Regions from separate parts of the Mus musculus genome. Here all the other regions are linked to region 1. A link is a loop called in an ENCODE intact Hi-C map of the cell type or tissue named here. Cell type or tissue: left cerebral cortex. All regions are shown on one strand. Each heading gives the region's core, and the rest is flanking DNA. Links, peaks and the distances in the headings are about the cores only. Region 1 holds the start of Galnt14 (polypeptide N-acetylgalactosaminyltransferase 14). Region 2 has its middle 19 kb from the start of Ypel5. Region 3 overlaps Galnt14 (polypeptide N-acetylgalactosaminyltransferase 14).

Region 1 (10,286 bases), core at 1,796-6,795:
GAGTCAGTGACTTCCAAGTTTCCTCATTGGATCCTATGACTGGGTCACCTGATCCATTTTCCCCTCTGCTCTAGCTAAATATACATGTCTCCAAGATAGGAAACACAATAGAAACATCTGCTTGGGGCCACATTCTGTTTGTAAACTGCCAAGCAGCAGGCTAGATCCAGATTACATACCAGTTTTGTTTACTCGATCCATTTTTCTTTCTTTCTTTCTTTCTTTCTTTCTTTCTTTCTTTCTTTCTTTCTTCCTTCCTTTTTTTTTTTTTTTTTGGTAAGGGGAGGGGCTATTGAGTTAGATACCCACAGTTAAGATCCAGGAGACTTCATGATGTTACATCATCATCTAGACATCTGTTTCTGTTGATGATCTGGAAAAATATGACTGCAGTTGATTTGGGCTTCCATGCCCCCCCCCCATTCCCTACTGCTGTGATCGTCATCATCAGACCCGACACACTAATGTCGCCCCCCCCACTGCTGTTTGCATCCTGTTTACACCCCTATTCCTCCACTTCCTCTCATTCCATCCATTCATGTTACTTTCATGGCTTACAGGCATCTGGGACGGAGGAGAGGTAGTTGAGGGGATGATTATAGTCTGAGCTCAGGAACTCCTTGTCCTCTACAGGATCCCAGGTAGGTGCTTTGGGGGATCTGTGAGCTACTATGTAGGTGCAACGTCCTCAGTTGTGTGGATGGGATCTGAAAAAGCACTGGCATCACAACGTGTGCCACACAAAGCCAACTCTATTTGTCCAGATCATCAATAATAGTCTCATTTGACTCAAACTCAATATATATTAACAACTTGAAGAGCACAGACCCATATTTCAAGCGTTCTTCCTTCTAGAAACTTCACTGGAAATTCTCCTGTTAGTCACTCCTGTTAGTTACGATCTATACCAGAAATGTCTAGACCGTGAGAGGGAAAGTTGTTGACAATGCTTCCAGGAAAATGAGCAGACGTCATTCTTCTCAGCCTGTAATGCCTGCTAGTGAGCCCATGTAAAATGTGCCTTGGGCTCCAGTGATTGTCCTAAAGTGGCTAGCCACTCTTAGGGTGTGCTTGGCACCTTTTTGTGGAAGTTTTAGGCAGATTGGAGAGACCTATACAATTTAGTTACTTCTAAGACGTAGCTTTCCCCTTCACTTTGACTTTAGGCTCATCCCTGCAAGCTGAAGCCAACCAACAAAGATGACCATATTGGACTACCACCTCCCTTTGACCTGTGGGATCCAGGGTATGGCAATTATGATCGGGTTCTCCGAGTCTTCAGACCATGCTCTTCTTTTTGAGAACCCCCACTAGCTAATTTGGGTTAAAGATTTTTCTTTTGTGTTTTTTTTTCCCCTTAAGCTGAGTCACTCCTTCACACTAGCTAGAACATTGTATTATCTATGCAAAACATGGGGGAGGGGATGCCACCACTGATGATCAAACCAGTTTCTACAACTAGCTAAGACCAATCTCATTGTAGCAGTAGTAAATTTCACACTTGGCATTTGGATAAGGAACAAAGAAAGTTTGGGGGCATTTCAAAATAATGAAAACGCAGGCTTTTGAAATGCAAAAATCTAAATCCCTTTCAGGGAAGCAAATTACACAGTAGTGCATAGGAAAATAAAAAAGATGAAGGGAGGGGCTGAGGTATCAGGAGCACGAAGTAAAAATGTTTAATTGGTAAAGATCCAGAGAGGTGACCGTTAGACGCCTTACCCTTAGATAGAGCCACACGTGTACTCATCAAAGATGAGAGGGAAAGCCACTGGCTCTATTTCTTTGACAAAGATGCACCAATGTGGCAGAAAGGGTGGGCATGGGCTTGCTAATAACCCATTCTCCTGCACCACTCAACCTAGATGATGCCATTGCTCACTGCAGACAGAGCCCTGGTAGGAGACCCAGGGCATGCGATTTTGACAGGCTTTATGATAGCAAGAAGAAACAAGAACTCAGAGGCAGAGGGGGCTGATGTATTATTTACAGCTAACACTTGAATAGGGTCCACTGCAGGGGTTAGTTCAAAGACTGTGCCTGGAGGGCTGTGGAATTAAGACAGACATCTTTGAATTCTCCCTATCACCTTTTCTTTTTCCTTTCTTTTCTTTTTTCTGCTGGGGAACCCTGCCAGCGCTGGAGCAGCATGCAAGCCTCTCATCTTACTGAGCTGCCATCTGCCTGGCCCCCTATTCACCTTTCCCCCTGGCCCAGAAGAGGCCTAGCTCCAGTAGGTCAAAATTGGTGAGGCTGACATCAGGGGCACCTCACAGGTGGCGGCAGGTCAGGTAGGTACGAAGATGGCAAGATACGCCTATAGCCACTCGTGTGCAAGAACACACACGCACACACCCCTGAACTCACTCACGGTGGGGAGGGAGGAGGGACTTGAGGAGTCTGATCCAAAGGGAACAAAGGCTGCTGCTTCTGCAGTGAGCCGAAGGACTGGTGACAGGCGGACAGCGAAGGGAAATGCAGGCAAAGTGTGAAAACCCACAGCAATTGCTGCCAGAGAGCATATGCATCGGACTTCACAGCTTCCTCCTGTTTCCAGCTTACATTTGCTCCATATGCTGCTTCACACAGCTTTCTGGGGGCCATAATGGGTTTTATTCCGTAGTTTTTATACTAACAGGAATGACTCACATCTGCTCCACTACCCAATTTGCTCTCTAATGTCTTCGCCTGTGAGGAGAGAACGGCTTATACAGAACTTCACAACGACAGTAGTGGCCACAGAGAGTCCAAATTTGGGGATAAAGAAAGGCTAGACCCTTAAATGCTTCAGCCCAGGGTTGGGGGTTGGGGGGGTTCTCTGTAAGAATGTCACACTACACAGGGGCAAATTGGACCTCAGAGATACGAACGGGCTGAAGAATTGTGACCAGGAGGTAGGCTCTATTTAGGTGGAATGAGACTCCTAATTCAGAGCAGATTTTTATTTTGTTTTGTTTTCTTACAAAATTGCTCAGAGATTTTTCTCCCTATCTTGGTTGTGATGAGAAAGAAGTAGTTTGGGTTAGTCACCAATGATATAGCTCATCTACCCTGTGGGGTCACCAGGGCTCTGTGCTGTTTAGGCTGATGTGTGTGTATGTGTGTGTTTTCTTGTGTGAGTGTATGTGCACAGGCATGTGAAGACCATAGGATAACCTTGGGTGCTTTTCTTCAGTATCATCCATCTTGTGTTTTTGAGACACAGTCTTTCACTGGCCTGGAATTTCTCAAGCAGACTAGGATAGCTGGCCAGTGAACTTGTATTGACTTACCCGTCTCTGCCTCCTCAGCGGTGGGTGTACAAGAATTCAGTTTCTTTCTTTAAGTGAGTCTAGGAATTAGACTCAGAACCTTGTGCTTGCAAAGCAACCACTGTACAGACTGAGTCATTGCCATGCCCCTAACTCCGTTATTAAAAGAACTTTGACTATCTGCCCAAGCTTGGAGAACTCTAAGATACACTGGAGTGAGACCTACCATGCTGGGACCTGCCTGGAGATTTTTTTTCTGGCTTCCAAAACTTAGAAGACTCACCTGTAGTGTCCTCCCATTTGTAATGGCACTTACTGGCCTAAAAGCCTAGACCAACATATTCTATAGTTGGGTCGGTTAATTGCACTTAGCAAAATCGGAGCCTTTAGAAATCTTTCAAGGCCCAGGGACTCTTCCCCATGTGAGAGGAGGACAAAATAGTGATTCAAGAGCAAGAGCTTTAGAAGAATATCTTTGTTCTTCCCAGTGTTACGTACTCTCCCGCGGAGCTGTTTCACCCCAGGGCCTTGGTTTCCCCGTATGCCAGTCTGAGTGAAGCAGGCGTGTGAGGCTGCACCATCTCAGGAGCTTGGCGGTGGTGTTGTGTAACTGTCTGCCATCTGTTACTCAGAAACAGCCCCACAAAGCGCTGAGCAATGGACTCCGCTGCTGCAGCTCCTGCCTGGCGCTCATCAGCGAGTCTACAGCTTGCTCGGGAGGTTCTCGGCAGAGCTGACACAGAACACTTTGCAGGCCCAGGACTGGGACTCTAGGGTGAGGCTCTTGGAAGAGATCCAGAGAGCTCAGAAAGCTGCGGGAGTAGGTGCTCTTGCCACTCGCCAATGCTCCTTGGACAGTTATTCACCGAGGCCTTTGCCTGCTTAAACAACATCTGGAGAGAGTGGACCCAACCTTTCAGAGGCTACGGGTCCAATAGAGACAAGTGTGAGATGCCAGCAGGGCTCTGGGGGCTGACAAGCCTTTTCTGGCTGATTGATTTCCAACCTCAAATTTCTTACCTACATCTCCGCTCCAGAGCCTTTGCCTTATGGCCGAAAGACAAGGTATCAAACACCGGAGCTGTTGGGGGGTGGGGGACACCTCTGTTTCTGAGCAAGTGTCTGGAGGGCTCCATGGCACTGGAGGAGGAATTCTGGAGAACTGACTGGTACCTTTCTCACCTGCAGTCGAGTGTGGGTGCTACCCCTATACTAAGCTCCAGTCTGTGAGTGAAGACAGCAGGGAGCATGCCGCTGGGCCACTCGGTGTCATTCTCACTTGGAGAAACTTGGAGCATCCCTGTAACTAAAACAAGGACTCCAGTGGCCAGGGCTCTGCAGACTTCGCAAAAACTTCCACCTTTTCTCTCTGAACTCTGAGGTAACGCAGCATTCACATCTGAAGATGAGGCACAGTCTTAAGACTTAAGGAAGGGAGAGGCTGACGCTGTGATTTGCCCTGTTGGTTGGGTAGGCTAGGCTAGAAACCACACCTCCCTATTCTAGAGATATGGTTAGAAATTCATCCAGCCCACCTGAGGCCTGTATGGAAACTGGAGTCAGAACTGTTCCTGTCTCTAAATCCAAGTGACTTTAGTCTGTAGCTGGAAGATGTATTCCTTAAAGGCAACTGGGAAAGGGATTTGGGGAGCTACTCCCACACACCCCAGGGCCACCTTTCACAAAACTTCCGGTGGTTGTGCTAACATTAGACCCTTTTTTTCTGGCAAGCCCCAGAAAAAGGGCTTATTTTTACAAGGAGAAAAAAAAAATCCTCAGGGATTTACTTTTGCCTTAATTTTTAAAAGGACATCTTTCGAGTTAAATTTAGACCAGCTCAGTTTTCCATTAAGAGAAAGTTGCCAGGCACCTACCTGCTCAAAGGCAAAGAATACCCTGGGGAGATGGCTGAACTCGACCTTGGCCCTGAAATGGTCAAGTCTGAACTTGAGACAACATCTGGGTCAACCAACCCTACTATCCCAGTGATGGCTCCCGGCTAGCGAACCCTCCTGTGAGCACCATGTGCAGAGCCCCGCAGCAAACAGAAACTCCTCCCCGGTAGTGCCTCACCTGGCGCGGGCTAGTCCTTAAGTATCAGCTTGCTTGATACAAGTCAGTATCCTATAACCGGTCCCCGCCCAACCCCTCCCAGCACAACCCTAGCCCAGGATGGTCCCAGAGCTGCATCCAAGGTCCCTCAACCGCAGGGTGCTCCACGGTCGGCGGGAGGCGGTAGCGCCCCCGCTCAGAGCCCGGTTCGCTCCCGCCCCGCTCTCCCTCGGAGTCAGTCTGTCTGTCGGGCCCGCCCTCCCTCCGCGCTCCCTCCTCCTCGTGCTCCTCCGGGGGTGCCGGGCACAGCCTCGGATTCCACCTTCCCGGCTGCTCGAGTCAGTTTCCCTCGCGGCAGCAGCGGGCAAAGGCAGCCGCGGCGCACAGCAGCATCGCAGCGGCCGCCGCGGCTCTCCGTTTGGAGCGGGCGCCGGGCTGAGCTGCCCCTCGTCCCTGCCCGGCCGCGTCTCTAGTCTCCGGCGCCCCTCGCCGCTCCGTTCCCGGCTGTGGCTTCTCTCCGAAGCGGGCGGGGCAGGATCCCGCCATCCAACATCGGGATCCCAGGAGCAGCGTTTCTCCTAGAGCGAGGCGCTCGGCAGACTCGTGCCCCGCCACCCCTGACCGCCGGGGGGTGCCCCAGGGACGCGTCGCCACCAAGAGAAGCAGGCAGAGGGGACCATGCGGCGGCTGACTCGCCGCTTGGCGCTGCCCATCTTTGGGGTGCTCTGGATCACCGTACTGCTGTTCTTCTGGGTCACCAAGAGGAAGTTGGAGGTGCCGCTGGGACCCGAAGTGCAGACCCCCAAGGTATGCCGTTTCGTGGCGCACAGGGCACAGGGCACCGGGCACTGGCAGGTGGAAGGGTGCGTGGTCCACGCACTGGGATTGAGGGTTCAAATGCAGGGGTGTCGAGGTGCTGCGATGGGGAACAGGCGCGGGATGCGGCCATGGGGAGGTGCTTGTGGAATTTAAGAAGCTTGGGGCGTCTCCATATCTTTGGCGTGTGTAAGTGGCAGTGGGCGTGGGTGGTGGGCGCGCGCTCGCAGACAGAGCCGGGCTCCCAACTTAACTAGCAGTCCGGTGGCCAAGGGGGCGCTGCGGACTAGCTACTTTGGGACTGGCGGTCGGTGGGTGCCGCTGGAGGGTCACTGGAGGTTGCTGGGTGAGCGATGCTGGCACCCATGAGAAGTCTGGTGGATTTGCGGACTCCTTCCCTTTGCTGCCAGGCCCCAGAGGAGGAGACGATGACCCGGGTGCTGTGCGCACGTGAACAGCACTAGCGACCCCCCTGGAGGCCTCCCAGCCTTCCCTACCCACCTGGCCTGGCCTGGTGCCACCGGCTCTGTGAACTGTTCCCCAGTTCATTTGCTGCGTTGGAAGTTGAATGCGCTCAGGACAGCACGGAGGAGCCCATAAGAACAGAAACCTTCCTACTGGCAGGGAGTTGTGGAAATGGGAATCCAAGTGGCTTTCCCAACTCTTGTCCAGTCGGTGCAGCCCAGAGGAGTGGAAGGTTCCCCCTACTGGCTCTCTCTTGAGATTCAGAGCCCCTGTCTTTCTTTTCCACAGCCTTGACCAGGGGAAACAGAGCGAGGCTTCTGGGGATTTGCTGGCAGCTAAGCAACCTTTATGAGCCCAGGGCAATCTCTAGGAGTGGGAAAAGACCTTGGAGGAGCCTGTAGTCGGAAAGAGGAAGACATGAACATCTCTGTGTTAAGTAGGAGTGGATCTCACCGATAAGTACAGTAGGGAGGGCCTACTGTGTGCTAAGTGCATAGTTGGTGTTTTCTTCATAAGGAGTTGTTTAATATTGTTCTTATTTCATAGATGGGGAAACAGGCCAAGAGTCTTTAATTAACTCGTCTTAGATCGTTCTGGGTTTGAACTCAGACCTCCACAGAATTTTCCCACTTGGATCCCAATAGACTCTTCTTTTAACCAAAGTACATTTTAAACCAAAGTTTTGGAATCTTGCCAATATTAGTTGATCGAAATAAGCATTTAGTTTAGCACCCATGGAGCTAGGCTCGGTGCCATTGGATGCAGAGATGCAGGATTTTCTCCTTGGTGGAGGGTGGTCTGCTCATCAGTGGTCCAGGACACGCAGGATTGATAGTCAAGTGGGGTCACTGCACTGGGTGTCATGGGAGCCCGGCCACTGCTGGAGGAGGTACAATAGGTGAGTTGAGAAGGATGGATCAGTGGCCCGTAGGCAGAGCACATTCCAAATAGAGAATAAGCCAGCTTTGAAGGAACAAGACAGCATGAAGCCTGTGGCGGTCAGAGGAATGAGACAGGGACAGTGTGTGTGTGGGTCTAGTCAGGAAGGACCATGGAAGCTGTGGGTGGTTAAGCAGGGTAGTGATGCGATCGATTGGTATGTCCATCAGGCAGCCTTTATAGTCCAGGATCTATTTCCTTAATGTTGCAGACCCTGACCACGAATCTGTAGGTGTTTTTCTTACTTTTCCCTAGGCGGTTCTGCTCTGTGTGATGCAGTTAATGATGCCTGCAGGGACATGAACTTTCTCTGTTTTGTGCTGAATCTCATTACCTCAAGCTGACTTATTCTTCGTTTTGCCCCAGGGATCTGGGGCAAGGGCTCTTTTTCCTTTGGGGCAGACTTTGTCTTTACTCCTCTCCTGCTCTTTATCCCGGTCTGTGCTCAACACAGAGTGACTGCTGGCAGCCAGGTACCAGGCACAGTGCTAGGCTTGAGTGCTGCTCTGAGGGGTCTGTCCTGTCAGTTTGGAGTGTGTGACACAAACTTTGGGGAGTTCCTTGCTGATGTAGGATCACAAGCAGACGATAGTCCCATATCAGGAATCTGTCTAAAACCGTGTTCCTGTCTCAACATTTCACTCACGCCGTATTTTGTATAGTTCTCCAAAGCCTCAATTATTCTATAGGTCTGGAAATCTTAACACATTTTACTACTAGGTGTACCCTTCCCCTATTTTTGGTTACTATTTTTCTAGATCCTATTTTTCACTAATATGTGTCTACCTATGTGTCTTGCGTAAATTTTAAAATATATTTATAGATGAGCATTCCCCCTGGATCTGTGTGTGTGTGTGTGTGTGTGTGTGTGTGTGTGTGTGTGTGTGTCTGAGGGTTACTATAGCTGTGATAAAATACCATGACAAAAAACAAGTTGGGGAGAGGAAGGTCTATTTATTGTACACTTTCGTATCAATGTTCGTCACCACAGGAAATCAGGACAGGAACTCAAACAGGGCAGGAACTTGGAGGCAGAAACTGATGCAGAGACCACGAAGGGGTGCTGCTTACTGGCTTGCTCTCCATAGCTTGCTTAGCCTGCTTTCGTATAGAACCCAGGAATAGCACCCACCCACAATGGATTGGACCCCTCCTCATTGTCTTAGTTTGGGTTTTACTGCTGTGAACAAACACAATGACATTTAATTGGGGACGGTTTGCAGGTTCAGAGGTTCAGTCCATCATCATCAAGGTGAGAGCGTGGCAGTGTCCAGGTAGGCATGGTGCAAGAGGAACTGATAGTTCTCCATCTTCATCTGAAGACCGCTAGGAGAAGACTGGCTTCCAGGCAGCTAGGGCAAGGGTCTTAAAGCCTATGCCCACAGTAAGGCACTTCCTCCAATAATGCCACACCTCCAAATAGGGTCCTTCCCTGATCCAAGCATAATTAAACCATCACACCCATCAACCACTAATTACAAAAATGCCCTACAGCCTTGTCTACAGCCCAGATAGCAACCTTATAGAGGCAGTGTCTCAATTAAGGTTCCTACCTCTCAAATGAGTTTAGTTTGTGTCAAGTTGACATCACAATGTGTATCTCAGGAAAGATGAAAGTGGAACAGTTTTATTTCCTGGGATTTGTATGAGCAGAAACTTTGTGTGACACAGAACACAAGTATTCTTAAGGAACACAGTAGTTCCCTCCAACTGGAGTGCAGGTTACAGTCACCTGGAGAGCTTGCTTGGCACAGAGATTTTTGGGTTTATTACAGAAGTTATGATTCTGTGGATTTGGGAGAAGGTCCTAGAGTTACTACTTCCACAAATGAGTCATGTGACTGTAAAACAGCCTTCGGGTAGATGGGGTAGAGAACCACCTGTGGAGAGTTCCAAGTGTGCGTGTGTGTGTGTGTGTGTGTGTGCAAGCATGTTTGGCTGTATGAGTGCAAGCACACATGTGCCATGTGGTACGTGAAAGTGTCAGCGAACGGTATTGGATGTGGTCCTTGCCTTCCATCCAGCCTGTACGGTGAAGAATGGATTGCTGTAGAGGACATACCCCTGAGGAAAAGGGTACAACCCAACGCTGGAAAAGTGGGTAGGCAGCAGCAAGGCTTGTCTGTTTACATCAGTGGTTCTCACCCTTCCTAACATTGTGACCCTTTAATAGTTTCTCCTGTTGTGGTGACCCCCGAACCATAAAATTATTTTCATTGCTACTTCATAACTAATAACATAGTGACATAGTAATTTTGCTACTGCTATGAATCATAATGTAAATATATGCTATGCAGGATATCTGGTATTTGGTCCCTATAAAAGGGTCATTTTGGCCTTGACACCCACAGGTTGAGAACTCCTGATTTAGATTCTTTTAACCTATCTGAGAAGCATTCTTTCCTCCTGGGTGTAGACAGGACCCTTTACGGAATGAAGGGCTTAGCTCTCCTATCAGACAAGGTAGGTCAGAGAGTTTCTTTATGGCCATCTTTAACATACAGCGTGTGTTAGATTAATCTTTTGAAGCTGTATGGCTTGCTTTGGGTCAAGGAATCCTGGTATTCTGTGGCTCGCCCTCGGAAAGAGAGATTTCAGGTTCTTTGCCTTACCCTCTGCAGAGAATGGGGATCAGGAGACAGGAGGAAGTGCTCATTAAGAGACTTTGTTTCAGAGACCTTCACTTTGTATTTGTGGGCTTTTTTTTTAAGTTCTATTTATTTATTTTATGTATGTAAGCTCACTGTTGCTATCTTCAGACAC
Region 2 (10,286 bases), core at 1,716-6,715, 890 kb after region 1:
TTAGGATCCAAACTCTGACCCTCATGGTTGTGCAGCAAGTGTTTCTAACCACTGACTCATCTCTCCCGCCACATATTTTGCTAATAAGTGATGCTGTTTTTGCATTTATGTTCATGAACAACATTGCTTTGTTTTGAATTTTCTTCATTTGGCTTTGGTTTCCAGGTACAGTGGCTTCCTCGTGTGATTTGGAAAGTGATTCCTCATGTTTCCAGGGAGACGTTGTTTAGAACTGCTGTTCTTACTCAAGTGTTTCACAGAACTCTCTAGTAAAACCACTTGGGCCTGGGGGCTGTAACAATTTCCTTTGAGGTCATGAGCTATTCAAAGTATATGCTTCGTATTGGGTATGATGTAGTGGTTTTTGTTGGTGAAAAACTTGGCCTTGCTGTTACAGCTCACTCACTGTGTGTGTGTAGAGTCATTTCTTAAGCTTTCTGGTTATGTTTTTGGTGTGTGCCTGCTCTGTGGCAGCTCCTGTTTCACTGTTTGTGTCTTCTTTCCTTTCCCTTTCTCAGTCTTGCCAGTCATTTCTGCTTTACTCATCTTTGCAGAGCCAGCACTCTCTCTCTCTCTCTCTCTCTGTCTGTCTCTCTCTCTCTCTCCCTCTCCCTCTCCCTCTTCCCCCCTCTCTCCCCCTCTCCCTCTTTCCTCTCCTTCTCCCTCTCCCCTCCTCTCTCTTTGATCTTTTTGTTTTTCTTTACTGCTTCTGCAGCTTATTTTAACAGCCTGTTACCTTCTTCTTCAGGCTCTCGGGGTTCCAGCTACATCATTAGCTTTGGGCCTTTCCTCTTTTCTAATGTGAGCACTTAGAGCTGGGAGTTTTCCTTCCCCTAGTGCTGTGCCCTCATGTTTGGATAGGTTGTATTTTCCCTCGCTCAGGAGGCCCTCCCTCTCTTTGCCTATGAAATATTAAACGTGTGCTCTTAGTTTCTGAGCATGGGAAGATAGGAAGTCTTCCTTCCATTTCTAGTTTGATTCCATTGTGGTCAGACAATACAGTGTATAATTTTAACTTTCTCTGTCTTAAAAATTACATTTATTCATTTATTCTCTCTCTGTCTCTGTCTCTCTCTGTCTCTGTCACTCTGTGTGTGTATATGTGTGTGTATGTGTGTGTGAGTGTGTGTGTATGTGAGTGTGTGTGTGTGTGAGTGTGTGTGTGTGTGTGAGTGTGTGTGAGTGTGTATGTGAGTGTGTGTGTGTGTGTGAACATGAGTATATGTGCTGGTGTATGCATAGAAGGATGACAGAGAAAAACTTCTGGGAATTGGTTCTGTTTGCATCATGCTATTGTTCCCAGAGATCTTTTTTGTTTTTTTTTTTTTTAATTTTCTGTTTTTACTTCCTCACTTTACATCCTGCTCACTGCCCCCACCCCCAAGTCATCCCCTTCTAAAATCCCTCTCCTCCCCTCTTCCTTTTCCCCTTCTCATTTGGGCAGGTGGAGGTCCCCCTGGACATCCCCCCACCCTGCCACTTCATGTCTCTGTGAGGCTAGGTGCTTCCTCTCTCACTGAGGCCAGACAAGGCAGCCCAGCTGGAAGAACATATCCTGTGTACAGGCAACAGCTTTTGTGGGTAGTCCCTGCTCCAGTTGTTTAGGACCCACATGAAAACTGAGCTGTACATCTGCTACATATGTGCAGGGAGGCATAGGTTCTGCCTGTATATATTCTTTAGTTGGTGGTCCAAACTCTGAGAACCCCAAGGGTCCAGGTTGGTTGACTCTGTTGGTCTTCCTGTGGAATTCCTTCCTATCCCCTTTGGGAGCCACAATCCTTCCTCCTATTCTTCCATAAGAGTCCCCAAGCTCCATCCACTGTTTTGGCTGTGGGTATCTCTATCTGAGTCAGCTGCTGGGTGGAGCCTCTCAGAGGACAACATGCTCCTGTCTGCAACAGGATAACAGAGTATCATGATTAGTGTTAGGGATTGGCGCTTGCCCGTGACAGCTGTGACAGCAAATTGTAAGGGCTGCATGGAGGTGTTGGCAGTGGAATGTAGGTTCTCTGGAAGAGCAGAACACGATGTTAACCACGGAGCCATCTCTTTAGCCTGGACTTTGTCTTGACTATTTTTGAGATAAGAACACTTAAGCCTCCAACTATAACTATGGGTTTGCCTATTTTTCTTTTCAACTCTATCAGGTTTCTTTTTTTACACATTCATTTAGAATTGCTACGTTTGCCTGACTGATTTTTACTTATTTATCGATATGGGATGTTCCTTCCCTGTCCCTGGTAATTTTATTTGACTTCAAGTGTACTGTTGTGCATTTTCTATCATAGTATGCCATTTGTACACTCTTCCTTCCCATGTTCTTCTGTACAAAATGAAACTCTCACACACGAGTCACTTTTTTTTTTTGAAAGGATCTGGAAGGGAAACCCTTGAAAATATTCGCTTTAGTTACTTATAGACTCCACAGTTACAGGTGATTTTGTTTTCTTCTCTCCATTCTTATATTTGCTGATTTTTCTTTGCAAGAACACATACTACATACATATGAAAAGGCCTTTTAAAACAGAAAACAGACAGACCAAAGAATTGTTCAAAAGTGAAGCCAGCTGTCAGTGGGCACAGCCTGAAAGGCAAACAACAGTCTCAGAATAGACACAACTACATACTCTGGCCTCATTTGTACAAATGATTCCATTTATATACGAGACAACTTGTGAGATGCAAGTTCCAAATCAGTTTTTCCGAAGCTGAAGCTTGTTTTAAATAGTCAAAGGAAAGTACTCTTATAAATAACACTGTAGTAATGTTCTCTCTAAAGTAGTAGCCATACATTTATTTGCATTATATAATTTATAGTGTTGAATACAGATTGACTAGCTCTCATCCAGAATGCCTAGAACCTGAAGGGTTTTAGATGCCAGATTTTTTTTAAATTTGCATACACAAACATATCTTGGGAATAAGATCAAAATCTAAACATGAGATTTCGTTCCTCTTTATATACAGCTTGTCCACCTAAACAGAAGGTAAATCTTGTGCATCTTTATATGGTTATTTTTATTTAAGTGCTTTGTAGTGCTGGAGATTGAATCCAGGGATCCATGCACTATAAGCAAGGGCTCTCCACTGAGCTACACCACAGTCCACACTGGTGCACCCACACTTTTACTGACGCCTGTCACATGAGGTCACATGTGCAGTTGTCACCTGTATTGTCATGTTGATACTTACAGAGTTTTGGACTTGAAACGTTTTGGAGTTCAGCTATTTGAATGTGTGTGTGTGTGTGTATGTGTGTGTATGTGTGTGTGTGTATGTGTGTGTATGTGTGTGTGTATGTGTGTGTGTGTATGTATGTATGTGTGTGTGCATGTGTGTGTGTATGTGTGTGTGTGTATGTGTATGTATGTGTGTGTGTATGTGTGTGTGTATATGTGTGTGTATGTGTGTGTATGTATGTGTGTGTGCATGTGTGTGTGCATGTGTGTGTGTATGTGTGTGTATGTGTGTGTGTATGTGTGTGTATGAGAGTGTGTGTGTGTGTGTATGTGTGTGTATGTGTGTGTGTGTGTGTGTGTATGTGTGTGTGTGTGTATGTGTACCTAAAGAGGTCAGAAAAGCTGTCAGATCCCTTGGAGTTGGAGCTATATAGGTGGTTCTGAGTCACCTGTCATGGCTCAAAGGAACTGTACTCAAATTGTCATCAGCAGCAAATGATCTTAACCTTGGTGCTGTCTCTCAGCACCTGCTTTCTTATTGTTGTGCTCTACAAATTAATCTGGAATTTAGAGTTTCTAGTACTTTGGTCATAAGATAGAAGGGAAGTCCACCTCCACTTACATTCCTGTCTTGTGATGGTTCAGCATGGTTTTCTTTCCACTATTTCACCTTACAAATGAGTTTCCAAGTCTACCTGGATCAAGCAGTTTCTACAATATTTCTTCCAGTGATTTCCATCTAAAGCTACTGAATGACTGCTCTCTGCTATGCCTTCTCCCTTGACTGGGCCCTGGAAATGAAGCAGACAGGGAAGAACCTCACGTAGGGTAGGGCTTGTGATGGGGGAGGAGACGATAACTCCACCTTCTGATGTGAAAGAAAGGCTCACTAGTGTTTAGGTGTGGATGGAAAAGGCCTTAATGAGGAGGTAGAATTGCTGCTCCCTGGAAGAGGAGACCAGGGTGTGGTGGTGAAGCTCAGGGATTTCCAGGAAGAGGAACTCACAAGAGAAGTGTGCAGATGCTTAGGCAACTGAGACAGGAAGACTGCTATAGTTCCAGACCTACCTGGGCTACCAAAGCAAGCTATCAAGGAAATGTCCTAAAGCTGTAATTTGTTTGAGGAACCAAAATGAAAATCTTTCTGGCTAGAGTGACCTAGAGGTCCATGGCCAGGGACTTTGGCCCCTGCTTATTTTCAGTCTCCTAGAGAACAGGCAAAGGGCCCCAGGGCCTTCCCTAGAGGTCTTTGTGTGCCTTGAACCAGCCTGCTCTAGTGGGTTCTCCAAGTGCCTTCGGCAGTGACTCTGGTTTAACTTTAGATGAATGGCTCCTATGTCATCCCCAGCCCCAGTTTCCCAACCAAGAAATGCGCATCTAGTCCTCTTCTCCGACTGCACTCAGTCTTTCCTTCCCCCAGATATTGTGAATTATTTGAGGACTAGAACAAAGTCTCTGCTTTACAGCTGACTCCTGCAAGTGCTTAGCCCATCCGCCCACCTCTGGAAGTGTCAGGCTGTTCCTGTAAAATCACATCAGATCCGCAGATGCAGTGCTACAGCTTGGGAGGTACAGGGCTGCAATAAGCTGGAGTTGTTGACCCAACTATGAAAACTAGCAATATAGCCAGTTATAAAAAGAAAGGGGAGGTCTGTGTGGGCACTGCAGCTGGCTTGCTGCTAGCTCTCGGCCTCCCCTCCATCTGTGATGGAGTAGAGTTGTTTCCTTAGTCATCCTCCTCACTCAGGGATGCTTTGATCGAAAAGAGTTGCACTATCTACCTGATGGGCCTCTTGGTCTGTGAGTATCTGAGGAGAGAGACTTACTACCCGAGCAGCCTGTTTATTACCAACACTATCTTTGAAAATTTTACAAAAGGAAAGAGTGTCAAGAAGGAAAAAAAAAATCCTTGCTCAGCTCCACCTTCAGAGTAAGAGAGCGAGCTTTCCAAATTTCAGTCTGTTGCCTCGGCCCCCTTGTGATGGTAGTTCATTATCAACTTGTCTGGAGCTGGAATCACTGGGAGACTGGGGAGGTTTGGCTCTGTTTGTATTTGTGAGTTTCCAGCATGAGTTAGTTGAACAAGGAAGAACCACTGTGCATGCGGGCAGCACCTGTCTGGAAGCGGGGAAAGGAGATGGCCAGTAGAACCCCTCCAATTCCCGTTCTGTTTCCTGGACCCTCTTTGCTATGAATTGCATCATCCACCCTGTCCTTTGTGCTATGATGGAGCAAATCTTCTTAAACCGAAATGAAGCCCCATCGCACCTTTCTGCCCGGTATTTTGGGGAGCAGCCATGATACAAGTATCTAGTCCATCCCTGTGCCATTCATTCTTCCATGGCATTCCCATGCCCTCAGAAAGAAGTGCAGGGTCCTTACAGAGACCTTCCAGGCCAGGCTGCTCTGGCTTCTTCGGATACCATACAGTTTTTTTGCTGCTGTTGCTCAGTCTTCCAGCTTTGCCTCAGTTCCTGGCCTATGCTGTCTTCAGCTGCTTCTCTGATGTCTCTGGCATTCCCTTTATCCCTTTATTGTTTTTTGTTTGTTTGTTTGTTGTTTTTCAAGACAGAGTTTCTCTTTGTAGCCCTGGCTGTCCTGGAACTCACTTTGTAGACCAGGCTGGCCTCGAACTCAGAGATCTGCCTGCCTCTGCCTCCCAAGTGCTGGGATTAAAGGCATGCGCCACCACACCCGGCTTCCTTTATCCCTTTATTTCCCAAGTGGACTCCTTCAATCCCTGTCTTGGTTATAGTAGCTTCACAGAGACCCCAAGACAGATGGCTCTCTGTTCCTTGTTCCCTCAGCCCCCTGAGCTCCGTCTCCAGTTTCCAGTGTTCCCTCAACCTCTGAGCTTCATCTTGTATTTCCTGTTTAATGCCTGGCTTCTCTGTTGGCTGGAAGCCCTCTGAGGGCAGTGATATGTTTGTCACCAAACTTGCACAGTGACATGGTAGCCATAGTCTTGAGTGCATGGATAGACTAGAGGCCTTTGAAACTGCAACACGACTAGACTTTTTTTTATTTTATTTTTTTTATTAGGTATTTTCCTCGTTTACATTTTCAATGCTATTCCAAAAGTCCGCCATACCCACCCCCCCAATCCCCTACCCACCCACTCCCCCTTTTTGGCCCTGGGGTTCCCCTGTACTGGGGCATATAAAGTTTGAAAGTCCAATGGGCCTCTCTTTGCAGTGATGGCCGACTAGGCCATCTTTTGATACATATGCAGCTAGAGTCAAGAGCTCCGGGGTACTGGTTAGTTCATATTGTTGTTCCACCTATAGGGTTGCAGTTCCCTTTAGCTCCTTGGGTAATTTCTCTAGCTCCTCCATTGGGGGCCGTGTGACCCATCCAATAGCTGACTGTGATCATCCACTTCTGTGTTTGCTAGGCCCCGGCATAGTCTCACAAGAGACAGCTACATCTGGGTCCTTTCAGCAAAATCTTGCTAGTGTATGCAATGGTGTCAGCATTTGGAAGCTGATTATGGGATGGATCCCTGCATATGGCAATCACTAGATAGTCCATCCTTTCGTCACAGCTCCAAATTTTGTCTCTGTAACTCCTTCCATGGGTGTTTTGTTCCCATTTCTAAGAAGGGGCAAAGTGTCCACACTTTGGTCTTCGTTCTTCTTGAATTTCATGTGTTTAGCAAATTGTATCTTATATCTTGGGTACGACTAGGCTTTAAGGTGACAATGTTAAGAGTCTCTAGATTGCACAGTGACATGGTAGCCATAGTCTTGAGTGCATGGATAGACCAGAGGCCTTCGAAACTGCAACACAACTAGACTTTAAGGTGACAATGTTAACAGTCTCTAGAACTTTTCTTTCATATTAAGAAGATAGTGTGTGTGTGTCTGTGTTTACATTTGGATACCTGAATTATAAAGATGTGTGTGCACATGTGTAAGGCCGGAGAGCTTGATATTTTAGGCTAGTCTGGTTATTGTGTCCCAGGGATCCCCCTATCTCGACCTCCCCAGTGCTGGAATTGCATGTCTTACCATCCCCTGTTCTTTGACACGGTGGTAGGGATTTGAGCTCAGATCATCCAGCTTACATGGCAGAAACCGTGCGTGCATTCTGAGATCTCTCCCCAGCCCCATTTAGTTCTTTGACTCCAGCAGTGGTGAAAAGTCTGGGGCCATGGCTGGGAAGTAAAGGGAAGCCGGGAAGCCACAGCACTTTCCAGCCTCGCATGCATGCGTCAGGCCTGCTGGAGCAAGACCCTGCTCACGAAGCATCTCGTAACTCCTTCTAACTGTGCCCAGTCTCTCACTCTGTGCCCAGCCCACAGAGGTAAGGACCAGCGGCTACGGAGAGCAGCAGCAGGTGAAGCAGACAGTAGAAACCTGAAGTAGACAGAAGATGGAGTCTAGTCTGTGGCCAGTGGGAAGCAGCGAGAGCTGCCCCGAGGCTTGGTCGGCTGCTGGGATCTATCAGGTACTGGTCCAAGTCAGGGTCTTGCCTTGGGAGTTGGAAAAGACTTGTTAACGTCATCCTTCAGTCTGGAGGCTGTGGAGCAGCCCTTGGTCTCTTCCTCTGTTTACATTAGTGTGTGTGTGGTGGGCACACATGTGGAGGTCAGAGGATAACTCCCCTTCCACCACAGGGATGGAGCTCAGTTGTCAGGCAAGCATCTTTTCCTGCTGACCCATCTACAGTTACAGACAGTTGTGAGCCATGTGGGTATTGGAAATTGAATCCTGAACCTCTGATAGAACAGCCAGTGTTCTTAACCACTGAACCATCTCCAGCCCCTCATTCCAGTCTCTTGATCACGATATTATAGTTATTTACACCACAACCCCATAAAGTGTCTACTTCCTGGCTCACCATATTCCTACTGAATACCACAAAATGTAATCTTTTCCACAGGCCAACATTTTCCAGAAGTCTTCTGCCCATAGTTAGAAGTCTGACGTCTCTTGTTCCCCTGAGCTTCTGCTATGGAGCCATTTCATCTCTCCGGACGTGGTGGGAGACCAATTTGTTGCTGTTTTCCTGAGCTTTGGCAGATGTCAGTTCTGAAGTCTTCTATTCTTAGTACCCCGGGTCTGTGGTAGAGCAGGACAGCTCGTCATTCCGCACTAGGGAAGAATGCTCTAACCTGCCACTTTCTTAGCATCTTAATGTATGCATCCTGCCTGAGTGTGTGACAAGCTGTCACCAATCTTCCTGGAGGTTGGCAGGGAAAGGTTCAGTGTACTTGCTCAGACTTAACTCGGCACCCCTCGAGCACACACTTCCCCTGTCGGGCACTAGATGGCAGCCTTTCCCCCCCTGATGAAAGAAAGTGCACAGATCATTCAACTGGCATTTGGAAGCCCTAGCCATCCATCTAGGATGATCGGAGGGAAGCTAAATATGTGTTTATGCAGCAGATCTGAACGGTCAGGCCCGTGTGAAATGGGGAGTGGTAAAAAGGAAAAACATAAACCTAGCCTAAAAGCCTCTCAAGCATTTGCAATTTGATGTGGGAAGGTCCTGCTATTTCACCACAGGTGGTCTGCTTTCAGGATCGAATAGGAATACCTGGCCATGGATTCTATGTAGGGAAGGAGGAGAAAGCCTCCTGGAGTTAGACCAAGTGCAGTGTGAGTTAATTACAGCTTTGGATCCCTGCTGAGAGAACACCAATATTCTAGCTGACCTAGGGACTGAGGTTTGTCTGGCAAAGCATGCTGGGATGTCCCATTCCTCAGGCCAGTGATTCTTGTCACCTGCAGTGAGCACAGCCCAGAGCCCAGTAGCAGCTGCTAAATTGCTGTTCTGAGAGCACCCTGTGGGGCTGGAGCTGGCAAGGGGAGAGAGAGGATGGATGAGGAACCTAGCTGAGAGATTAGCAAGGACTCACCCTCTGCGCAGGTCCAGTGGGAGCCACAGGCTTTCCAGAAGAGCCATTATTTAAGAAACCCGTTTTAGCTGGGCATGGAGGTACATGCCTTTTAATCCCAGCAACTGGGGAGGCAGAGGCACTCAGATCTCTGTGAGTTCAAAGCCAGCCTGGTCTACAAAGTCAGGGCTGTTACACAGAGAAACAAAAACAACAATAACAAAAAGACACCAGTTTTTTCTTTAAGCATCTGTCCCACATATGTCCCTGTGACTACTAACATGGAAAGTTTGAGGCCCACAAGGCTTGTGTGACTGACCTAGTTTTAGTGAGGGATGAGCACATGGCCTGTCACCAGCCATACTAGTGAACATAAAGAACTGCAGTACTCAGGAGCCCTGGAGGTAAGGGGCTTTTTGAACTTGGGCAGTTCTAGCTGTCTGGAATCACTCCAGGACTTCTTCTAGCAAAGATGGGGTTTATTCTGCATATAACAGGCTGCTTTTATTTTGGAGACAGGGTCTTACCATGTAGTTCTGGCTGGCTGAGAACTCACTATGTAGACCAGACTGGCTTTGAACTCACAGATATCTACCCATCTCTGACTCTCAAATGCTCTACCACACCTAGACCCAGCTAACAGGGTTCTTTTTGATAGTATTTATTTTTAAGTGCTAGAGAGACAGAGAGAGAGAAAGAGAGAGAGAGAGACAGAGAGAGACAGCGAGAAAGACAGAGACACAAAGAGAGTTTGCAAGTGCCTGTAGAGACCACAGGTGTCAGATTCCTTGAAACTGAAGTTACAGGTGGTTGTTAGTAACCTGACATGGGCACTAGGGACTGAACTTGGGTCCTCTGTAAGAGCAGTAGGCATTCTTAATTGCTGAGTGATCTTTCCAGCCCCACAGCTAACAGTTTTTGAGCACTTATCATGGCAAACACTTGAGTACCAGTTGGTTCTCACAGACGGAACTGATAGAAGCCCTGACAGCCCTGGGGACATACCTCAATGGTGGAGCATTTGACTAGTGTGGGGAAGCCTCTGGATTCAGTTCTCAGCATTGCAGAAGAAGAGGAAAACCAGCAGCATTGTCAATGTGGGTATCCTACTGGAGCAGGTGTGGTGCTGTGTAAGGCCAGCAGGTGCGAGGTAGAAGCAAGAAAATTGTGAGGTCAGAGTCAGTCTGGGCCATTAGTGATTTCCAGGCCAGCCTGGATTGTATAGTGAGGCTTTGTCTCAAAAACTAACTCCACCTAAGAAC
Region 3 (10,286 bases), core at 2,923-7,922, 190 kb after region 1:
CTCAGCTATGAAGTGAGACTTGTGTCTCATGTGTCCACTAGTTCTTCTTCCAGTTTCCAACCTGCAGAATCTGGAGTGAATCCAGGAGGGAGAGTAGAACCGGATAACACTCAGGACACTGTCCTTCATCTCTGAAGGGAAAGGAGCTGCCTGCCACCAGGCTGAGCACCGGGCTCTTCTATGTCAGTCCATGGAACAGGTTTTGGGTGTGGAGGGAAGGTAGTCCATGAAGGTGCTTCAGAGGAGAGGATCAAAGCGTGGGCAAAGATGGCACTACCTGGGTTCTCCCATCTATAGAAAGAAAATGTCTTGGGACTGGTCCTTATGTATGTGGCTTATCAGGGAGGTAGTGTTTCCAGGATTAGAGCAGTCTTCCAGGAGCAGCAAGTAGTCCTAGCAAAGGCAAACTCAACCTTCTGACCTGCCCTCCAGGTTGGCTGTGGAGACAAAACTCCCTTTGCTCTCTGAGCACACTAAAGCAGGAAACATGGCCCTGGGTGTTCACAGCCCTAGCCATTAATTTTCCTGACACCTGTCCTCGTTCTTAGAGAATTACCTGGTCAGCTCTGCTCTTCCTGTCTACCTGCCTCTTGAACATTTTCTCTTTCTCAGCAGCTTCTCTGGCATCTCTCTGAACAAACAAGAGGCACAGTAGGTTAAAGGAGGCACCACACACACACACACACACACACACACACACACATACACAGACACACACACACACACACACACAGACACACACAGACACACACACACACAGAGAGAGACATACACACAGACACACACAAGAAGGTGTATTAGTTTGCTGTAGCTATAGCAACCAATACCCAAACTGCTTAAATGGCAGAAACACATGCCATGGTTTCGAAGCAGGTGAGGCATCCCCAGATGGGGATGATCCCTCTGATGACTGCCCAGGCCTCTTTGCTCTTTACAGATTGCCAACTCCTCTCCAGTTCCCACACACTCCTCTTGGCATATTTGCATTTGCATGCCAAACTCCCTCTTTATAAGGACCCCAGTCACATTGGCCTACCCTAATTACCGTTTTAACTTGGTTACCTCTTTATAGAGGTAATCTCTTGTCTCCAAATAAGGTCACATTCTGAGATACTGAGAATTAGGATTTCAGTTACACTTTTATTTTTGGATAGGGGGAGGGAATTCAAGATACAGCCAAAAGGTAAAGGCACAGATCAGAGAAGTGAGCCCAGGTCAGGACCCGGCTGTGCTGTTCATGGCCCTTCTCTGCCTGGGCAGTGGCCTAACAGCTCTGCTCCAAGAGCCTCACTGAGCAGAACTGGAGGAGGAGGGGCAGGGGGAGCTCCTTGGAGGGGTGTTGATCGGTGATGTTTCCTGACTGCAAGGTCAAGGAATTGTCAAGCAGAGGACAGACCTCTGCAGCAGATCCTTGTTTTAGATAGCCTAAAAATATACTGGCTCTTCTGAAAAGGGCCAGAAATCAGGAGAAAAATTGCCTTGAGTTCTGGATTCCCAGAACCACAGAGTTTGAGTTTACTTCCTCATATGCTCCCCAACCTTATCTTCCTTCCAAACACACAGGACTCCAATCATAGCCGGAGGGCTCTTCGTGATCGACAAAGCCTGGTTCGATTACCTGGGTAAATATGACGTCGACATGGACATCTGGGGTGGGGAGAACTTTGGTAAGTTTCTATTTCATATCTCATGACCTATATAAGTTCAGTATAGCCTGAGGATTCTGTGTCCTTAACCTGGCAGGGGGTTTCTGGGAAATCTGAGTCACCCACTTAGGGAACAGCCTGGTTAGGGTCCCAGAACAGTGACTGTAGGAAGGCGGTCATAGCAAGAGATTTTCTCCATGGTAAATATAGACACCAAGTACCAGGGAAACCTGTCCAAGCAGGTTCTTAAGGGAGAAAGTGAGATGTGAAATCCAAGAGAACCAAGATGAATGCCAAGTTCGTGGGGCCAGATGCAGGTTTGAACTGGAAGCAGCGGACTTAGGAATCTGGAGTTGAAGAAGACTGAGAAGAGAAAAAGTGCGGCAGAGGGATGAGAGAGCAATCCCTTCTCATCGTCGTGCTGGGTTAATCACCACAAAAACCAAGAGACAATTTACCCTCGCCTTTCAGTGGGATGGGATCCAGGGAGGGAGAGGGGCTGGCTCGTAGGTGGCCTGCCCTAGCCATAGTGCCAGCTATATTTGCAGCTACAGGGAAAACATCTCAGATGGAACAGCCATTTCATCCTTCTACTAATGCTGAGTTATCCCCTGCCCTTCTATGGGAAAATGTAGCTTTGATGTAACAACCTTCCCTCTTGGGGTACTGTGACTATTTTGAGGTAACTGAGAATGGCAGTACGCCATGGGCATGTGAGTTTCTGCCTAGGAAGTGAGACCTGAGAGGGACGAAGTCGCAAGCAGGACTGGAGATGGCATGTGGTGGGCTTTGTCCTGCATATCTCCATCTCTCAGTGTACCTGGGGCCTTAGTTATGCAGGAGGCCCACAGTGACGACTGGTTGAGCAAACCAAACAGAAAAATGGAAGAGAGGGAATCATTATGTGTGGAGTGCTTCTCCTCTGTGCTAGCCCTGGGAGGTGTGCGAGCATGGGTCTAGGGAACAGTACACAGGCCAGAAAAGTGATCCGAGGGCTCCTCCTGGCACTGAGCTGCCTGGCATCAGCCACTGCCTTTGTTGTCTTCTGCCCATTGCCTTCAGGGTGTTTTATGGCTTTCTTTCTCAGTCACTAAGAATTATTTCCCAGAAATTTATGGCTTTGGCCTAACCCGTAGCATCTGTTCTCCCAACCTGGGCAGTACAGGGGAGAAATCTATCAGGAAATTGGTCTCTTGCCAAGTGGGGGTCAGACTGGAAGCACAGTAAACAAATCTCGATCTCCAGTCCCTAGCCTATAAACCAACAAGGATGGAATGTAACAGGAATTGTGAATGTGCTGGCATGGGGTTCAAGGCTAAGTCTGCCTACACTAGCCTAGGGGAAGCTGGATATCCCAGCACTCCTTACTGAGACGTTCCAGCCCTCCTTCCCAGCAGCAAAGAAGTGTTCCCTGTAGCCCTCTGATAGACGACAGTGGTCCAGTCTCTGCCCTAAAGCCACTCATAATGATTCAGAAATTTTCACTGTCCGACATATTGTGGGTTAAGAGTTTTTGTGAAATTGTTAGAAAATCCTTCTAAGTTACAGTTCAGCTCTATCCAGTTTGTCTCCTGGGGTTCTTTCTGTCCTCTTGAACTGTACAAGGTGAGGATGATCCCTCTTGGATGCAGCAGTCGCATTTGGATGCAGGTAGCACTGTCATTTGCAGGATGGCACATTCCGGTCTGACTTACCAGCACCCTTCCTTTCGAGCCATGTTAACACACAGCTGCTCAAATCAAGATGCAATCTCATCGAGCCAGCTCCTGAGTCGTTTGGTATTACTGAGGGCTGATTTGAATAAAGCAGTTGGTAAATGGTCCCTGTAAGGTGTGGGAAAGACATTTATAATCCATCACAAAATCTTTGAGACCAAAGAAGCACTGTAGACAGCCACCGCAGCAATCACTGTTTCCCCGCACCCTAACATTCTATTCTGCTATAGTCAGCCAATAGCACTTTGGAAGCCTTTTTTGGATCCTTTTACCCTCTTTTCTTTTTTCTTTTCTCCCCTTCCTTCCTTCCTTCCTCCCTCCCTCCCTTCTTCTCTTCTCTTCTCTTCTCTTCTCTTCTCTTCTCTTCTCTTCTCTTCTCTTCTCTTCTCTTCTCTTCTCTTCTCTTCTCTCTCTCTCTCTCTCTCTCTCTCTCTCTCTCTCTCTCTCTCTCTCTCCTTTTAAGTATTTTTGTATACCAGAAAAATAAGGTACTTTTTCCAAGAGCACATACATGACATGGTTATGTGCACGGGTAGCAGTTGCAAGGCGTGGATAACTAGACCACAAAGTATGAGAAGGTGGGGATTCTAAAGTGGTCCACATGTCTGACTGATGATCAGCTATCTGGATGGAGGGTGTGAGCGATGCTTTAGCTATAAAAGAGGATAAAAGAAGGTGCCTGCCAGAAAAAAGGAATCCTGTCTGTAGGGTATAGCCCATCACACACACCACCACCACCACCACACACACACCCCTCCATTCTGGCCACTCTTTGCTAAGTTGTTCTCCAACGCTATTTATTACTGTCCAGCTTCAGCTCCTGCCAAAGTGGTCTTGCTAAGAGACAAGTCTCCCAGGTCTGTGTCTACAAGGACTTCCTCCTGCCCCTCTCCTACAGAAGTGTCTATCTTCCTAGGTTCATCAGGCTGCTCTCCACACTTCCAACATTGGCAGACCCTCCTGAACTTTCAGACTATTCAGGCCTTCTACAAGAACAGAGAGCCTCCTTATGCATCCACTATGAACCCCTGAAGATGGCAGCTCTGAGTGACCTCTTCTACAGCTGGGACACTTTCTCTCTGCCTTCCCTTCTGCTACCACCCCTCCCCCATCCACCCACTTCGGCATCCCATCTTCTCAGCACAGTGTCCTTTATATCACCCTTCCACTGACCCATTTAAGTATGTGGCTGTCCAGTTATCGGTGCCTGTCCCACTGATGACTCTCTTAAAGCAAGAGCAGAAAGTTCATCTCATTTCTGATTCTCAATGCCCAGAATAGTCGAAACTGCTCACAAAATGCTTGTGTGAAAAGCGAGAGACTGAATGGGAAAGGATTTCTGGGTGGCAAGGCAATCCAGAAACATATGTCTCTTTGAGTTCCAAAATCATCCTACACCCAAACCCACGGATGCTCCAGTCCCTTATATAAAATGGTACCAAATTTGCATAGAACCAATGTGCAAGCACTTGTATTACTTAAATCATTCCCCCATTACGTATAATACATAATAGAACACACATATCATGTAAATAGTTGTTAAACTGCATGGTTTAGGGGAAGATAGTGAGGAAAAATGGTTATACATGTATGCTCAAGAAAAAGCAATTGTCTATTTTCAATAAAATACTATTCAGTGTTGGTTGAATCTGGGATGAGGATGAAGGGCAGACCATACCATGCACTAGGCACCATGTGAAACAGTTTACATAGAATCCAGTGGAGCTATGTTAGAACAGTCTCTTTGATTATATAAACAATAGCAGCAGGCTGGTATGTCTCTTTCTTCCAGACAGAATTTCTCTGTGCTCTAGACATGTTTGCCTGTGTACTGTTGACGTTAGTTCACAGCTCCAAAATGACATGTGCTCTTTGGCCAGGGTGACTATGACTGAATCCGATCCTACCCTCACCTCACCCCCATCTTCCACTGCAGAAGTGGCTGCAGGTGGATTGGCTGAAGGGCCTTGTAAAAGCCATACTGTGTCTTGGTTAACCTCCCCACCTGCTGACCTGGTACTTCATTCCCACCAAGTGTTTCTAAAATGAGCTGAGCACTTTTGATAATTATATCCACAGTTTAGGACACGAGCAGGCTTTAGGGAAATGTGGCTTTTAAATTTTTTCCGAGGTTGATTTGCATTAAAATTGGATACTTAAGCTCCAATTTACATAACACAGGATACATGTAATATATATCTACTTACTCAGAGCCTGAGCCACATCTCACTTTTAGCTTTTGGTCTCTAGAGGGAAAAAAGGAATCTGTTGCCAGTAACAAGTGTGTGCGAGGCAGGGTGGGGATGGGGTGCCTACTTCCCAAACCAGGAAGCTTTGGCACACACACAGAGGGAGAATACAGGAGTCCTGAATTTAGAATGGGGGATTTCCAAAGCACAGCAGGCACAAAGGACAGTGCAGAAAAAAGAAATGAGGTAGAGCCCAAAAGAGCCTTGCTACCACCCACCATGCTCAGAATGGAGTCTGGGATGCCAAGCTATTCCAGGCTCAGGAGACATGTATGGTTCAGGAAGAACTCAGGCTTTAAGATCAGATAGGAGTAAGTTTGAAGCCCATAGTTACCACCTAGCACCCTTGGGAAAGTTACCTCTCCTCACTGAGCCCATTTCTAGGTCTTGAAGGTAGAAGCAGTGGTTTCTTAAGTAAGATGAGCAGTTCCCTACCCCACCCCCAAAAGATAGCCACACCCAAATACCTGGAGCCTGTTTGGATGTGACCTTATGTGACACAAGGTTTTTAAGCAGTGTGATGAGGTCACCAATCAATGGGTTGGAGAATGTTGCAAATGGGCCCAATCTAATATCATAGAATCTCTAAAATCAGAGAGCTTTCTTAGGCACGTGGCAGCAGAGAGTTGGCATAAGCCAGGTGCCGTGCTCCAAAGGGACATTAGCAGCTGTTAGCTTAAAGATGGAAGAAACAGCAAAATAGTAGCTGAAAGAAATTCTGGGCCATCAGCCAGCAAGGAGAAGGGAACCCAAGTCCTGAAGCCTTGAGTAACTTTCTAAAATCAGTTAAGTAAGCTTCATAGCAAGTTTTCCTTCAGAGCCTCCATGAAGGGACATGGGTCTTGCTGACACCTTGACTTCAGCCATGGAAGACACTGAGTAGAGGACCCTCCCAAGTCCTCTAAGTTCGAGGAGAATCGTTAAAGCAACATAAGAAACAACATAAGAGTCTCATCACATCCACATGTCATGAGACTGCGTGAAAATAGCCGAGTGTCTGCTCCACTAGAGTTGGCTGCCTTCCCTTCAGGATCCTTCATGGCCAATGTCTCATAAAGAAGGATAGTCTGACCTGCTGAGATACCTCAGTGCCCCTGCCTTTGCTTTTAGCCCAGGGTTGGGGAAGTGGCCTCAATAAGGGCACTCACATTTGAGGAAACATCATCTTTCCCCAAATATGTAATGATACATGACACCCTCTTGGCTGCTCTGTTAGAGCCCAGTGCCCTGTGTGATTCTCCAGGCCCAGATGTGATCCCACAGGCCACCTTTTGTTGCTGCTCCTAAATGTCCCACATGCTATCAAAGAGAGACAACAGTTGCTTATTTGCCATCAGAGTTTGGAACGTTGAAGGATGTTCATAGTCACAGGGCCATGGGTGATCACCGTGGACTTGTGGTTAATAGTTGTCCAAAAGTAGAGGGCTGGGAATAGCATCTGTTGTCCCAGATGTGAGGTGGAATGCATTTGGCTCACAGATCCAAAGCTATCTTTTATAGCCCAATAAGATGATCTCCAGTCGAATCAGAGCGTTCGTTAAAAAACAGTGGAATTGTCTTAGTTGATGTTGAGCTGCTATAGCAGGATACCACACTGGGTGGGCCAAAGGGAAATATGGAATAGAGAGTGGGAAGTCCAAGATTGGGTAGGGTTTGCTTGCTCCATCATCCTTTGGCAAAATGTACAAGCTGGAGAGCTCAACAGAGGGCAAATTCTTCATCCCTTTATAGCGACAGGTTTCCATAATAACAACTCACTCCCTAGATAACAGCACTGGTCCTTGCACCAGAGCCAATCCCTCATGACCTTTTGGAGGTCTTGTGTTTTTAACAGTTTTGCTTTGAAGATTAATTCTACAGCCGGTGAACTGGGGAGGAATACGTACTGGCCTTAGTACACACAGAACTTGCTTCTTGACCCAGTAAGAGCCAGGAAATTAAAGATTACTGAATTACCTGACACATAGGTAAGGGCAGATTTATGCATGCCAACAGACTGTGAATGTCTCTTTCTGCGCACTACTGTCTGCTGCTCTATTTCCTTTGTCCTCACCAGGTTTAAGCTCCTCAAGAGGTAAATAGATGATGTGATCACATATATCAATGTGATCACATACACAATTGTAACACTCTAGGATACTCCATTTAAAACATGATCCATGGGACCAGCAAGATGACCCAGTGTGTAAAACACTTGTCCCCAAAGCCTGATGACTGGAGTGCAAGTCCCAGTTCAAGCTCCTTCCACCTGGTGGAAGGAAAGAACCAACTCCCACAAGTTGTCGTCTGATGGGCACCCAGATTCAATGGCATGTGTGCACATGTGTACACCACCCCTCTCACATCCCTCTACTTCCTTCTATACTCCCAACATACACTGAATAAATAAATGAATGAAAAATAAACAGAGCTCATTGCACACAGCTGTTCTTATGTGAACTGGTACCCTTTACCCTCGTTAGAATTCAGGCTATGAAATGAAGCCAGAACCTTGACCAGGGATGGTGTGCTTCCTGGAAAAAGAGCTGCTCTCTGGACCCTGAATTCCTACCCACCACTTATGTGCTCATCAGATGGGTGTTGATTCTGGTAAGAGGTGAGGGTCCTCAGAGGCAGTAAAAATAGCTGATGTGCTAATGAGTACATGGTAGACAAGGGAAGAAAATGCAGGGCGTGAGGGCAATCTTCTCTCAAATATTAATCTGAAGTTAGAAATATAAGGTTCCATCACAGTGCCCCAGTGAGGATAGAGTAATTACACATCTCCCTGCCTGAGATGTGGAGTATGTGTGACATTTATCACCAGGGAGATGATGCAGGCACTGACTAAGCGAGAACCCCAGAAGACTCTATAGAAAGACTTTGCCTCCTTCCAACCTCACTGAAGAGATGGTGGCACCACATCAGTGCAAACATGGAGAGCAAGGCTCTAAGAATGCCTGGCTTCCCACTGCAGCATCCGTGGTTCTCGTGGCACTTGTCCAGGCCCTCTTTGAGAAGCTCAGGTTCAGCAGACTTTCTCAATGGCTTTCACAAAACTGCTAACCAAGCATGCCCAGTGTGTGAGCATGAGAGATTGCTCATCCTCCTCAAGTCACAATGCAGATAAGGGCAGGCTGGTTGTAGATCCTAGGTTTTAAGTATTCTGCAGAGTAGTGCTTAGAAATCATTACACTAACCTCAAAACTCCTCATACCACCAAGAGGACCTCTTGACTCAAGTGACAACACGGGGACCCATAGCAGATCCAAAACTCCTGTTACAACAATCTGGGCTTGAGAGCTGAGAAACCTAACTCATGCCAGGCCAAGGACTCCTGTAAATGGAACAGCTGGTCTGAAGGATCGAATGTGTGAGTTGATGAGGCAGAAACTGAATGGTTGCTTCTTGTCCTACTTGTGGGTATTTTGAAGACAGTACCTGTGTCTTAGGGTGCAATAGTGGTGCTCAGTCCTGGGGAAGAGGGGTTTCAGGACAACAACTTTGAGGTTGAAGTTGGGAGAAGTACATCAGTTCCTGATATCTTGCTGTTGGTTGCCCTAGCATAGCTGCACTAGAAAACAAGACATCAATAAGCAGCAAGCAGGACTGTTAGAAAGATCGACAGGAAACTCCCTGACCTATAAGTACAGGAGGATGTTATTGTCTCCCTGGCTAAGGCCTAAAGAATTGTGATAGTTTGAATTTGGGCTCTAACACAACACAAGAGAAACTGAAATGGTGGAAGATAGGCTTAGAGGAGGAAAGAAGGTGGGACTATGGGATGATGCCAAGAGATGTAGAAGAGGTAGCATGGTGGGTCACATGTCTCTCTAAAGTGTCAGGTCTCTGAAGTTGAACACTATCTGGTAGTGATGGGGATGCTGGTACAGAGGAAAGTTCTCAATGTCATCAAGAGGACCCTGAAATCAGACAATGGAACAGCTGATATTGGATAAAGATAGTCAATGACAGCATCACAGAGGAAATGAGAATGGGACAAAGGGTCAGGTGATGGCACTGTTTTAGTCAGGGGACTGAACATGGCTGGTGGAGGGCAAGGGTCAGTGGACTCAGAAAAGAAAGACTGGTTGGAGGGTCTTCAGGGAAAGAGGTAGCTTATAGAGTGGGGAGTGTGGGATTGAGGTTGCAAGAATTTGCTTTTCAAATGAGGAGGGACATATGTCTCATTTGAATACATGGAAAAGAAGACACAGTAGCTAAAGCGTATGCATTTGCTTAGGGAAAAGCTGGCACAAAGTGTGTAGCTTATATCTAGTAAGCCAGGCCGTCATCTCATGTGCTGTGGGTTTATAGAGGTTTCCTTTTCAGGAAGTGGAGCAGACCCTTCTTGGGTTCCCCAGAGAAGAGTTGACGAGATCACACACAAGGAAAGAAGTCCTATTCGCACATGGAACTAACAGGATTCTACATCTGACCCCTGAGATTGTTCATTGTAGTGTCTGATCAAGATGTAGATGACAGACAGTTGGCTGAGCCACATCTTGCTTAGTGACTCACAAACACCAAGCTCAGACAGAAACCTAGCCACAAATGCCAGTTCTCTATATGTGGGACATCCGAGGAGACAGGAAATCTCAGGTATTAAGTTAGTAAGCCCCGGTGTCTCCTATAGTGTTGGCAGATGCTAGAAGTGACCTGTGAAGAGGTACACCCAGGTGGGTGATGTCACTGGT

What was found. Hi-C counts contacts between places; a loop is a spot of excess contacts. Peaks named below come from ENCODE experiments on the same cell type or tissue, not always from the same donor. Only the 100,000 strongest peaks of a DNase experiment are listed, where the experiment ranks them.
Region 2: a loop joins it to region 1, with 22 times the contacts of the local background. A loop is called at or near these places in 2 of 42 quality-filtered maps.
Region 3: a loop joins it to region 1, with 16 times the contacts of the local background. A loop is called at or near these places in 5 of 42 quality-filtered maps.

Annotation. Positions count from the first base shown.
Region 1 is chr17:73,705,755-73,716,040 of GRCm38, reverse strand. Galnt14 (polypeptide N-acetylgalactosaminyltransferase 14) reads left to right here and starts at 5,590. Exons shown (of 15, transcript NM_027864.2): 1 at 5,590-6,110. The coding sequence starts at 5,982. It overlaps Gm52320 (a long non-coding RNA gene), which reads left to right and starts at 8,395. Exons shown (of 2, transcript XR_003952420.1): 1 at 8,395-10,286. In left cerebral cortex, for the core only: a CTCF peak has its summit at 5,929; DNase peaks (open chromatin) are centred at 5,631, 5,899, 6,312, 6,730 and 3 more places; H3K4me3 peaks cover 1,754 bases; H3K27ac peaks cover 2,054 bases.
Region 2 is chr17:72,812,259-72,822,544 of GRCm38, reverse strand. No RefSeq gene overlaps it. Among named protein-coding and RNA genes, the nearest start is that of Ypel5, 19 kb to the left of the region's middle. In left cerebral cortex, for the core only: no CTCF peak of the experiment used is centred there; DNase peaks (open chromatin) are centred at 1,904, 2,609 and 4,771; H3K27ac peaks cover 455 bases.
Region 3 is chr17:73,513,999-73,524,284 of GRCm38, reverse strand. Galnt14 (polypeptide N-acetylgalactosaminyltransferase 14) reads left to right here. Exons shown (of 15, transcript NM_027864.2): 9 at 1,564-1,667. Among named protein-coding and RNA genes, the nearest start is that of Capn13, 120 kb to the right of the region's middle. In left cerebral cortex, for the core only: a CTCF peak has its summit at 5,622; DNase peaks (open chromatin) are centred at 4,742, 5,727 and 6,308; H3K27ac peaks cover 1,873 bases.